Regions from separate parts of the Mus musculus genome. Here region 2 is linked to region 1. A link is a contact called in ENCODE Hi-C or POLR2A ChIA-PET data. All regions are on one chromosome and are shown on one strand. Each heading gives the region's core, a stretch centred on a gene start or an enhancer-like site at or near the end of the contact. The rest is flanking DNA. Distances are from core to core; before and after follow the strand shown.

Region 1 (5,625 bases), core at 845-3,344:
TTTCTTTGGTTTTTCGAGATAGGGTTTCTCTGTGTAGCCCTGGCTGTTCTGGACTCACTTTGTAGACCAGGCTGGCCTCGAACTCAGAAATCTTCCTGCCTCTGCCTCCCAAGTGCTGGGATTAAAGGTGTGTGCCACCACGGCCCGGCTCTTATTCCTTTTCTTATTTACATGTTCTTGGCCTGGTAGCCTAGGCCAAGATCTTAAATGAGAATAAGGGTAAGAAACCATCCCTAGAGATGGGGTCACTAGCATGACCTTATCCCCGGGGAAACCAACGCTTTACTTTCTAAATCATTTACAACACTATTATGATAGAGAAAAACTTTCCCAACTATAAAATTTCATGAGCCTGTGCCCTCTGAAAGAACAAGTTCTCTAAACAACTCAGCTGTCACTCTGCCCACCCCCACCACCCTTTTGAAGACAGGGTTCTCTATGAGGTCTTGGTGGTCCTAGAACTCCGGGGACTACCTGCCTTTGTCTTTTGAGTATTGGGATTAAAGTTATGTGCCAACCATACCTGGCAAATCTTTAAAGAATACACACACACACACACATATGTACACATACATATATATACACATATATATGTATATATTTTGGGGGGGGGTTGAGACAGGGTTTCTCTGTGTAGCCTTGGCTATCCTGGAACTCACTCTGTAGACCAGGCTGGCCTCAAACTCAGAGATCCACCTGCCTCTGCTTCCCAAGTGCTGGAATTAAAGGCGTGCGCCACCACGCCCAGCAGGAATATATATTTTATATATACTTCTACATACATGTACCATATTACACACACACACACACACACACATACACGACAATAAAAATAACCTAGGAGGGTGGAGGGGAAGAGTGATGAAAGCAGAGATGTGGTCTGGAACTTGACAGTCTCCCTCACCAGAGCCCAGAGTGGTTCTCACCCTGCAGTGAGGATGCACTGGCATCTGCTTCAGGATTCACAGCGTCTGGGGTGCAGGGGAACAGGCTGAGGACGACAGTGTCTGAGTTCTCTGGGGACTCATCTCTGGTGTCCTCAGGATCCTCTAGGTCAGGAACAGGAGGTTGCTGGTTTGGGACAAGGTTCTCTGCAACCTGAGTGGGCTCCATGGAGGAAGCTGGAGTGAAGAGATGACAGTAATTAGCCAAATCTCGTGGTCCCCAAGATGGCTCAGTTGGTAAAGGCGCTTGTCACCAAGTCAGATGACCCAATTTTGATTCCAGGAACCCACAGGGTGGAGGGAAAAAACTGACCCTGGTAAATTGTCCTCTGACCTCCACACCAAACCCACAGCACAGCCTGCCCACAAAATAAATGAATAAATGAGTTCTTATCTGGGGCTGGAGCTTGGTTAGGTGGGGCATGATAGTGCACACCTTTAGTCCTAGTACTTGGGAGGCAGAGGCAGGTAGATCCCTTTGAGTTCAAGACTAGCCTAGTCTAAATAGTGAATTCCAGGACAGCCATGGTCTGCATATTGAGCCTTGCTTTATGACGCCGGGAAAACTGTGGCTTTAGATAAATATCATTGTTAATAAATTAACACCAGAAGCCAAGGCAATAAAATGAGGGTTCTGGCAGCAGTCTGGGTTCCAATCACTTACAAGCTATAAAAACCTAGTCTATGACTAAGCTGAGCCTCATTCCCTCGTTAATAAGGTGAAGATGTAAGGCCTCAGAGAGGTCATATCAGAAAACATCATAGAGAGATACTAATGTCAAACTTATCAATGTCCCACTGTGGTTATTTGGGCCGGAATCCCCCAAAATGACTTAGGACTCAACAAAAGATGCGACGTGTAAGATCCACTCACCTCCCTCCAGCCTCCTCTGTGTCCCTACGCTGCCAGCCTTGGTCTTCCAAAACTCAGGAAGCTCTGTTCACAAACTTTTCTGGTTCAGTAGATCTCGTAAAGAGCAAGTTGGTGACCAGACGCTCAGTTCTCTAGCTTCCTCTCCTGGGACATAGAGCAGCAACTTAATACGCGACGACTACTCCTACTGGAAAACTCCTCCACTGCGCCTGCGCACCCTTGCCCTGCAAAAGTACCAAAAAATAAAAAATAAAAACCCGAAGCTGCTTCTAGCGCTTTAAGACTGGAGGGAGGAGCGTGGCTTCCGCTGAGGCCAATGGGTACAGTGGCGCATGCGCACGCTATCCTTCCTAAAGGGCTGAAGGAGCCTTAGACTCGCTGAAGATTTTATTGCGCGTGCGCTTCCCCGCCCCATGCACCGCCCCCTCCTGTCTGCCCCAATCGGATCCACAGACGGTGGGAGGGCGGAGCATTTGCCCCACGGGGCGGAGACACATGGGCGGGACTTGTCAAATTTAAAGAGACCGAATATTATTGTTACTTTGTCCATAACAATTTCCCTGCCCTGGTCCCTGAGAATTATCTGTACGTGTAGCAGGGAGTCCTTGACGAGGCATACTATAACATCAAGAAATCTCTATCCTCCCGACACGCTCGCATAGGACTGCCTCCTTCCGTCTATCTCGTGTCTGAATAGAAGTTACCTCGTAAGAGGAGCCAGCGCACAGGACGCCAGAACCCATACCTGAACGTTTAAACGTCTCAACCTCCCGACTTCCGCTTCCGGTTTCTGGGCTCTGCTGGCTGCCTTCACTATGGAAGAACCTGAGATGCAGCTGAAGGGAAAGAAAGGTGTTGCGGGACCCTAGAGGGGTTGGAGGGGCCTAGAGAGGGCAACGCGGGAAGGTACATGACAAAGAGCCGCCGTAGACCTCCCGGCCTGCGGGGTTCGATGGAAAAGGGAGGCCGGTGTCTCCCGCCGGGAGGTGTTGTGATGTATAATGATCCCGGGCAGGAAAAGGCTCTTTTCTACTTCTGAGATAAGGTCCCGGGATGTAACCCTGGCTATATTGGAACTCGCTGTGTAGACCGGGATGGTCTCAAACCTCTCTGCCTTCTGAGAGTTGGAATTAAAAGCAGAATCCATCCAGGTCCCTGCTCAGTGTAATGTGGTTTTTAGCCTGTGAATACGTAAAGGAGTATGTGGGCTTGGTGGCGCAATACTCTAATCCTCTCTTCTCAAGAGACAAGAAATTGAAGGCCAGTTTGGTCTGCACATTGAAACTCAAATCTCGAGAGAAGAGCTGGGGCTTTAGCTCAGTCGTAAACACTTTGACCAGCGCATTCAAAGCTCTGGGTTTGATCCCCGACACTGCAAAATATATTAAGGACCAGATAAGTAGATTATTTTCTTTAGCTGATGGGAGCCCTGCGTGGTAAGAGGAGTTGGTGTCATCTGCCACCATTAGCCTGGTCAGAGCTTGTCTGATACAGGAAGGAGTGGGGGATGAAGGGGACTGAAGTTGGAAGCAACAGGATCCTTGATGGATGGAGCAGGAAGAATAGAGATTTCCTGACTGGGAAAGCTGTTGGTCAAAGTCTACCCTGGGATGATGGTTTTGGTGCAGTTGACTTGTGGTAGGAACATGAGTTCTGGAGTAAAGGAAACAGGCTTAACAGGAACTTGAATGGATTCTGCAGAGGGCAGCCTTAGCAGGCATGTTTCTGGAACAGGGCCTGTGATATACCTCAGAGCTGTTCCCACACAGCAAGGGACGTGGCCTTCCACATCATTCCTGCCACAGAGTAGAGGCCTCACGAGATTGTGGACTTTAGGCACCTTTGAGTTCTGTGTTCATCCTCTGGGCAGCTGGATATGGTGGTACATGCTTCTCTTCCCTTGGGAGCACTTGGGAGGCAAAGGCAGGCAGAGGAATTGCTGTGAGTTAAGGACAGCTTAGTCAACACAGTGAGTTACAGGGAATCCAGAGCTACTAGATTCTAGTATGATGTTCCATACTGCTCTCCAGTATGCTCCAGTTATAAAGGGGGAGGGAAGCTGTCAGTGGCTTTAGTACCATCCACCAATGTCCTCTGAAAGTGGGTCTGGGGAGAGAAGATTGTGAGTTCATGTGTTTGCTGATGCCCCCTTGAGTTAGGCCTTGCTGTCTAGAGACCATCCCTGGACCTGCAGATGACAGTTAAAGTGGTGCACCCTGGCGGCTCCTCTCTAACTCCTGTTGGGCTCAGAGATTGAACAATCAGGAGTGTAATGTGGGTGGGCCTTAGCTGGCAGAGTGTTGCCTGGCATGCATGAAACCCTGGGTTATATGTCCAGCACTGAATAAACTAGGTATGGTGTCACACATCTGCAGTCCCAGCACTCAGGAGATGGAGGCAGGAAGATTAGGAGTTCAAAGTCATTCTTGCTTACAGAAAACTAAAGTCTAGGGGGCTGGTGAGATGGCTCAGTGGGTAAGAGCACCCGACTGCTCTTCCGAAGGTCCGGAGTTCAAATCCCAGCAACCACATGGTGGCTCACAACCATCTGTAATGAGATCTGACTCCCTCTTCTGGAGTGTCTGAAGACAGCTACAGTGTACTTACATATAATAAATAAATCTTTAAAAAAAAAAAAAAAAAGAAAAAGAAAAAGAAAACTAAAGTCTAGCCTGGGCTGGAGATCCAATTTTTTTTTTTTTAAATGTTAGAGAATTGTCTCAGTGGTTAAGAGTGCTTAGTGATCTTACAGATGCCTAAGCTCAATGTGATTGGTTCCTACATTCACAATGAACAGGTCACAACCTCCCGTCAATCCAGCTCTAGCCTCAAACTGGCACTCAGTCACATGCAGAGACACTTACATACATACACATAACTCAAAATAAAATAAATACTTATTAAATTATTAAATACTTATTAAAATTCCCTTATTAAACACAGTCACAGACAAGTTCACCGAGAGTGTCTATGTCCTTGCCAACGAGCCGTCAGTGGCCCTGTACCGGCTACAGGAACATGTGCGCCGTTCACTGCCAGAGCTGGCCCAGCACAAGGTGAGTTCTGCCAGCCCTGCCGAGGATCTCCCCCAGGTCCACTCACAGCTCCTGAGCAGGAGTGGAGTGCTATCCACAGAGGGTATGAACTCAAAGCAGAGGCCCTGGTGAGATGAGCTGTAGCAGCTGCATCAGGGGGACAATGTAGGGAACAGCCCTTGATGGCTTTTGAAAGAGATGGTCTGGTCTGTGTTAGTAACCAGCGAGGTGAGGGAAGAGCCCAGGGAAGGGTGTGCCACACAGAAGGAATTGACTTTGCAGGTCTTGAGGCCTTCCAGTCACACAGAGCCCCAGAGGAGAGAGGGCTGCCAGAGGAAAAGACTCTGTGGTCTAAGCAAGGAGTAGGAAGGGCCCTACCAGGATATCTAGGAGGATAGGGAATTCAGGAAGGCTTGGAGAGAGAGAGTAACTCAGCTTGGGGGGAAATGGGGGGATTGTATATAGCACTGGCTCCCATAGAGCCTTCCCTACTAACACCTGCCCCCCAACCCCTGCAGGCTGACATGCAGAGATGGGAAGAGCAGAGCCAGGGCGCCATATACACCGTGGAGTACGCCTGCAGGTGAGATCCACATCCATTACAGGGCAGAGGGCACGGCTCCCAGTCTCCAACCCCCATTGCAGTCTCCAGCCCCCATTGCAGCACAGCCGTAACACCTCTGACGGTCCCGCAGTTTTCTTGGGGAGCTTAGGGACGTGACTATTTGCCTCTGGCTTGGGGTAAGTGATGGATAGCTCATTAGATAAAGTC
Region 2 (5,625 bases), core at 1,676-4,175, 33 kb after region 1:
AGACATTGAGCCAGTAGGGCATGAGGAAGTTTCTGAAAACCAAACAGGCCTGGGAGGTGGGGAGTGGTGTCCTATGTCTTTAACTTCAGCACTCTGCAGACGAAGGTGGCAGATTTCTGAGTTAGAGAGCAGCCTGGTCTACATTAAATTCTTACCCTGTCTGAAAACGACGCCACACTAGAGACCAGGCCAGGAACCTAGAGGCTGGAGCTGATGTAGAGGCTGTGAGGGAGTGGCTGGCTCAGCCAGTTTTCTTCTTCTTTTCCATTTTCTTTTTGTATTTCCAAGGCAGACTTTCTCTGTGTAATAGCCCTGGGTGCCTGAAACTCAATCTTTAGACCAGGCTGTCCTCAAACACACAGAGAACCGCCTGCCTCTGCATCCAGAATGCTGGGATTAAAGACGTGGGCCATTACCCCGGTTTAGAACCCAGGACCACCAGCCCAGGGATGGCACTGCCTGACTTAGGCTGGGTTCTCCTACATCTACCCCTAGTTTTAAAAATGCCCTATGTGCTTGCTCACAGCTCAGTCTCCCAGAGGCATTTCTCAATTGGCATTCCCTTCTCTCAGACTACTTTAGCTGTGTCAAGTTGACATAAAACTCCAGCACACAGGACTACACCAGACCATGAACGAGACCAAGATGGCTCAAAGACCAAAGCAGCTGCACCTCAAATCTAGACAGGAGTTTGAAAAACCACCAGGCATGGTGTAGCAAGTTTGTAACTCCCAGCACTGGGACGCAGGGATACCCATCTTCTGTCAACAGGACATTTTGAGTCCAGAGGGTCAAGGTCACTGTGAATTACCTCACATGGACATCTGCACAGATTAATAACCAGTGGTGAGATCATCACAGAGGCAGCACAGTCAATGTATGGACAGCATCCTAGGAGAATGTGCCCACAAGACAGCCAGACACCCAGGCCTGTCCAGGACTTAACCAAGATAAGAGCTGCCCCTCCCTCCCTCTCTCAAAGCCGCTTGGGGAAGACTGTAGGGTCCTAAGATGACAGTTCTTGCTCAAGCTGTATCTGAGGCTGAGGTTGTTGTACATGATGCTTTGGTTTAGAAAACAAAAACAAAAACAAAAGGAGGCCTGCCAGCTCAGGGTGCTCTCAGGTTCACAGCCCTCCTGACCTAGCTGGATTCCATGTAAGCCCCACCACCCTACCCTGTGGGTCTAACTCTAGCATTTTCTATTCCATGAGCCCAAATCTCCCCATTGTTGTTTGAGCCTTTTGGAATTTATGTTTGAATCATTAGGAAGATCAGGCTAGCTCCAAACTATCAAAAATGGCTTTCTGTGTCTGGCTAGTACAGGAGTTAGAGATGTGAACCACTAAGGCCAGTCAGCACCCTCTTTTTAAACATTAACTACTATCATGTCGATGGAAGCAAGTGTATAATGCATGAGTGGAGTGGAGGTCAGAGGTCAACTCGCAGGCATGATTCTCCCTTCTACCATGTGGGTGCTAGGGTTGGAACTCAGGCCCTCATTGTGGTAAAAAAACTCCTTTGCCCAAAGAAACATCTCATCAACCTAACAAGTGTTCCTTCCTGGTTTTTACTTTATTTTATTTCTAGACAGGGTTTATCTGTTAGCTCTGGCTGTCCTGGAACTCACTTTGTAGATCAGGCTGGCCTCGAACTCAGAAATCCACCTGCCTCTGCCTCCCGAGTGCTGGGATTAAAAGCATGCGCCACCACGTTCGGCCCTGGTTTTTATTTTTTTTTCCTGTTTTTTGTTTTGTTTTTGAGACAGTCTTAAAATATGAAGCACTAGTGGCTTCAGTCTGGCTACACAGCCTAGGCTGTCATTAGTCTTAAAACATGCTCCTGTCTTAGCTCTCTAAGAGAGAGGACAGCTATGCGATCCACTATGCCGGGCTGTCTAGTGAGGAGGGTGTGGCTCAGAGAGTGACGTGCACACACACAGACATCCAGGCTACTGTCTGAACTGGGGTGATGGTGTAGTGAGCTGGGGAGGTCGCTCATACAACACAGGTCTTACGTTTGCATGGTGAGCTCCATCCGTGGTGAGTGAGAACACTGACCGGGCATGGTGAGACACATCTGTTACTTGAGCATTTTACAGCAGGATCAGAACCTCAAGGTCATCCTTGTCTACATAGAGAAGTTCAGACCCTACTAAAACCAAACAGGGTTAGCAAGCCTGTTCAGCCGGTTGAGGCTTTTTCTGTGAAGTCTGAGTTTGATCCCCTGGGGTCCACATGATAGCGAGAGAATTGACTCTAGCAAGGTATCCAATGTCCTCCCACACACAAAGTAAGAACTCCTCCCCCCCCCCCCCCCACGTCCAAGTAAAAACAAAACTAGAAAGCTAGAAAGTTGGTTAGTTGACTAGGAGCAAGTATTGCTTTTGTAGGGAACCCAAGTTCAGTCTAAGCCCTCTTCTCAACCAATAAACAACCACATGTATCTTTAGGGTCAAAGGATCTGGCCTTCTCCTCTGGACTCCAAGGACTGCAGCTACGTGCAAAATACAAAAAACCCCACAAGATACAGATACATACTAGAAAATAAAACCAACCGGGTAGTGGTGGCACAGGCTTTCTTTAATCCCCAGTACTTTGAGGCCAGCGTGGTCTACAGAGTGAATTTCAGGACAGACCAGCAGAAGTTACATAGGTACTCTGTCACACGCACACGCACACACACACACACGGCACACACACGACACACACCACACACACGGCAAGGGCAAAAAGAGAAAGAAAAGAAAAAAGAAGGAAAAGCCAGCAGACGAAACGACCTCATGCTCCAGCTAAAACTACAGTTCCCAGCATGCATTGCGCACACCCATCCCATTCTTAGCCCGATGACTGACTTCCCAGGATGCTCGTCAACAGCATTCTGTCTCTAATTGGCCAAGATACCTCAGCGCTTCCCCGCCTCCAGCCTCGTACCGCTGTGCGCCCAGGGAGCGGACATGGTGAGCAGGCCCTCTGGGATCCCCGGGGTGGAGAACGGCCTAACTGAGCTGAGAGGGTTCCCCAAACCGCGCGGGCTATTTGGAAGTGTCGTGTAGTCAGTGGTGCTGGACGCGTTGGGAGGTGAAGCTAGGGCTCTGGACTGGAGTGAGGGAGCTGGGATTGCAGCTATCTTTGCTTTCTGACAGGGTCCCATGTAGCCCAAGTTGTACTAGAACTTATTCGTAGCCTATGGGGACCTCGGACTTCTGATTCTCCTGGCTCTGGAGTGCTGAGATGTCAAACTTGTGCCACTATTCACGGCTTTCTGTTTGTCTTTTAAAATCTTTTTTTATTTTTCATTATTTTATTTATTTAAGTATGAATGTTTTGTATGTATGTCTGTCTACCGTGTGTGTGTGTGTGTGTGTGTGTGTGTGTGTGTGTGTGTGTGTGTGTGTGTGTGTGTGTGTGTGTGTGCTGTTCTTAGAGGCCAGAGAAGACATGTAGGATTCCCTGAGAGTGGAGTTAGAAAGGGCTGTGAGCTGCCAAATGGATGCTGGGAATTGAACCTGTGACCTCTGGAAGAGCAATCAGTACTCTTAAGCCCTGAGCTATCTCTCTAGCGTCCCAGTCCTTTTATTTTTTTCTATTTACCCATTAAAAATTATTTACAAAGGGTCTTACTTGTTGGTGTTGATGGGCAGTGATGGCAAATGCCTTTAATCTTAGCACTTGGGAGGCAGAGGCAGGTGAATCTCTGTGAGTTCGAAGCCCGCCTGGTCTACAGAGTGAGTTCTAGGACAGCCAGGGCTACACAGAGAAACCCTGTCTCAAAAAAATCCAAGCAAAATTGTACACCAGTACACCTGGCTGACAGATTTTTATATTGATCTGTATTTCATGTTAATTGGGTATGAAAGCAGAATGCAGGCAGGCAGCTCTAGTGGCACACAGTGTATATAATTAGATAATTACAGAAATGAGTGCTGTGTCGGCGGGAGCCTGACTTAGCTTCCTTCTGAAAGATTTGTGGAGCTGTGCTCTGAACTCTTCCTGGGATGGAGAGCTGGCGTCTATCATTTGGTAGAGTGCTTACCTAGCATGGACGGGGCTCCACCCCTGCACTGCACAAACTGGGTGTGGGTACACGCTATCACCCTAGCACTCAGGAAGTGGGGACAGGAGGACCAGCAGTTCAGGGTCACCTTCAGCTGTGTTCTGAGATCCAGACCAGCCTGGGCTATAGGAAATCAACCTATCTCTGGCCTTCCCTTCTTTCCTTGGTTTCTTTCTTCTTTCTTTCTGTCTTGTGTTTGTTTGTTTGTTTGTTTGTTTTGTTTTGTTTTATTTTGTTTGTTTTTTTTTTCAGATATTGTTTCTTTGTGTAGCCCTGGCTGTCCTAGAACTCATTCTATAGACTAGGCTGGCCTCGAACTTGGCCATCTGTTTGCACCTGTTTCCCAAATGTGAGGATTAAACCCAAGATTACACACCCTGCCTGGCAAGAAACATCCTTTAGACAAATAGTTGGGTGTGCTGACTCTGGCCTTTAATCCCAACATTGGTGAACCAGAGGCAGGTAGATTTCTGTAGGTCGGAGGCCAGCCTGATCTACCCACATAGGCACATCCAGAGCTCACAAAGCAAACAGAAGTATTCAGGAAAGGGGTTCAGGGCTCTGCTGGTGGAAGCAGGGGTCAGGACCAGGTGAGCTGCTGGGGATGCCTAGGGCGCTGAAGACAGACTCTGGCTCATACCCACTGACTTCTGAGAGATACCACCAGAGCCCAAGGCTGGCCCTCTCCACCCACCCACCTGCTCTATAAATAACCTGTGTTACGTCAGAGCACTTGAGATTTTCTGACTAGAGCTGCCCCTTTAGGCGGTCCTTGGAGTGCAGCTGGTGGTGACTCTGTTCACCGCCACCCTCATGCACAGGCTAGCGCCACACTGTTCCTTCGCACGCTGGCTGCTCTGCAATGGCAGGTAAGGGAATGTTCTGCTGCCTGTCCTGCTGCAGTGGTCCCATGGTGCATGCTGTTTGTTCCTTTTAAAAATCTCCTCCTTCTCCTCCTCCTCCTCCTCCATTATGTGTAGGGGTTGTCTCCACGAGTGGGGTTGTGCACTCATACACTGGGGCTGGCGTTACAGTAGTTATGAGCTGCCTGATGCGGGGATGGAGAACCCAGCCCAGGTCACCTGGAGGTGCTCTTAACCCCTGAGCCATTGCTTCAGCCCCGGTTTTGTGGTTTTTAGACAGAGTCTCATACTGTAGTTCCAGCTGCTTGTGAAAGTGTGGCAGTCCCTCTGCCTCAGCCTCCCATCCGCATTTCAAAACATTTCTTTTCAACTGTGTATGTCACATTGTCACATGTGTATCTGTGTGTGGTTTGTGCCTTTCCTAAGTGAAAGTTGCCAGTTATGGATGGTTGTGGGCTGCCCAGCATGGTGGGTTGGGGGTGGGGTCATTTGCAAGAACAGCAAGCACTTTTAACCAACACTGAGCCATCTCTCTAGCCGTCTACACTTTTTTTTTCCCCCAAGATAGGGTTTCTCTGTGTAGCCCTGGCTGTCCTGGAACTCACTCTGTAGACCAGGCTGGCCTCGAACTCAGAAATCCGCCTGTCTCTGTCTCCCAAGTACTGGGATTAAAGGTGTGTGCCGCCACCGCCCGTCCCATCTACACT

The links. Hi-C counts contacts between places; a loop is a spot of excess contacts on that map. ChIA-PET counts read pairs that join two places held with the same protein, here RNA polymerase II (POLR2A).
Region 2: a map of heart shows a loop between it and region 1 (3-fold over the local background). The contact joins the promoter of Tmem161a here to the promoter of Rfxank in region 1. A Hi-C loop is called at or near these places in 7 of 37 maps with a recorded cell type or tissue (CH12.LX, gastrocnemius, heart and 1 more). POLR2A ChIA-PET finds 5 or more read pairs at or near these places in 4 of 5 experiments (Patski and embryonic stem cell).

What each region holds. Positions count from the first base shown.
Region 1 is chr8:70,137,103-70,142,727 of GRCm38, forward strand. It overlaps Rfxank (regulatory factor X-associated ankyrin-containing protein), which reads right to left and starts at 2,095. Exons shown (of 9, transcript NM_011266.2): 1 at 1,819-2,095; 2 at 927-1,121. The coding sequence starts at 1,113. It overlaps Gm45929 (predicted gene, 45929), which reads left to right and starts at 2,397. Exons shown (of 9, transcript NM_001310055.1): 1 at 2,397-2,670. It overlaps Borcs8 (BLOC-1 related complex subunit 8), which reads left to right and starts at 2,397. Exons shown (of 6, transcript NM_001145552.2): 1 at 2,397-2,670; 2 at 4,762-4,874; 3 at 5,372-5,436. The coding sequence starts at 2,634.
Region 2 is chr8:70,169,483-70,175,107 of GRCm38, forward strand. It overlaps Tmem161a (transmembrane protein 161A), which reads left to right and starts at 2,926. Exons shown (of 12, transcript NM_145597.4): 1 at 2,926-2,958; 2 at 4,821-4,924. The coding sequence starts at 2,956.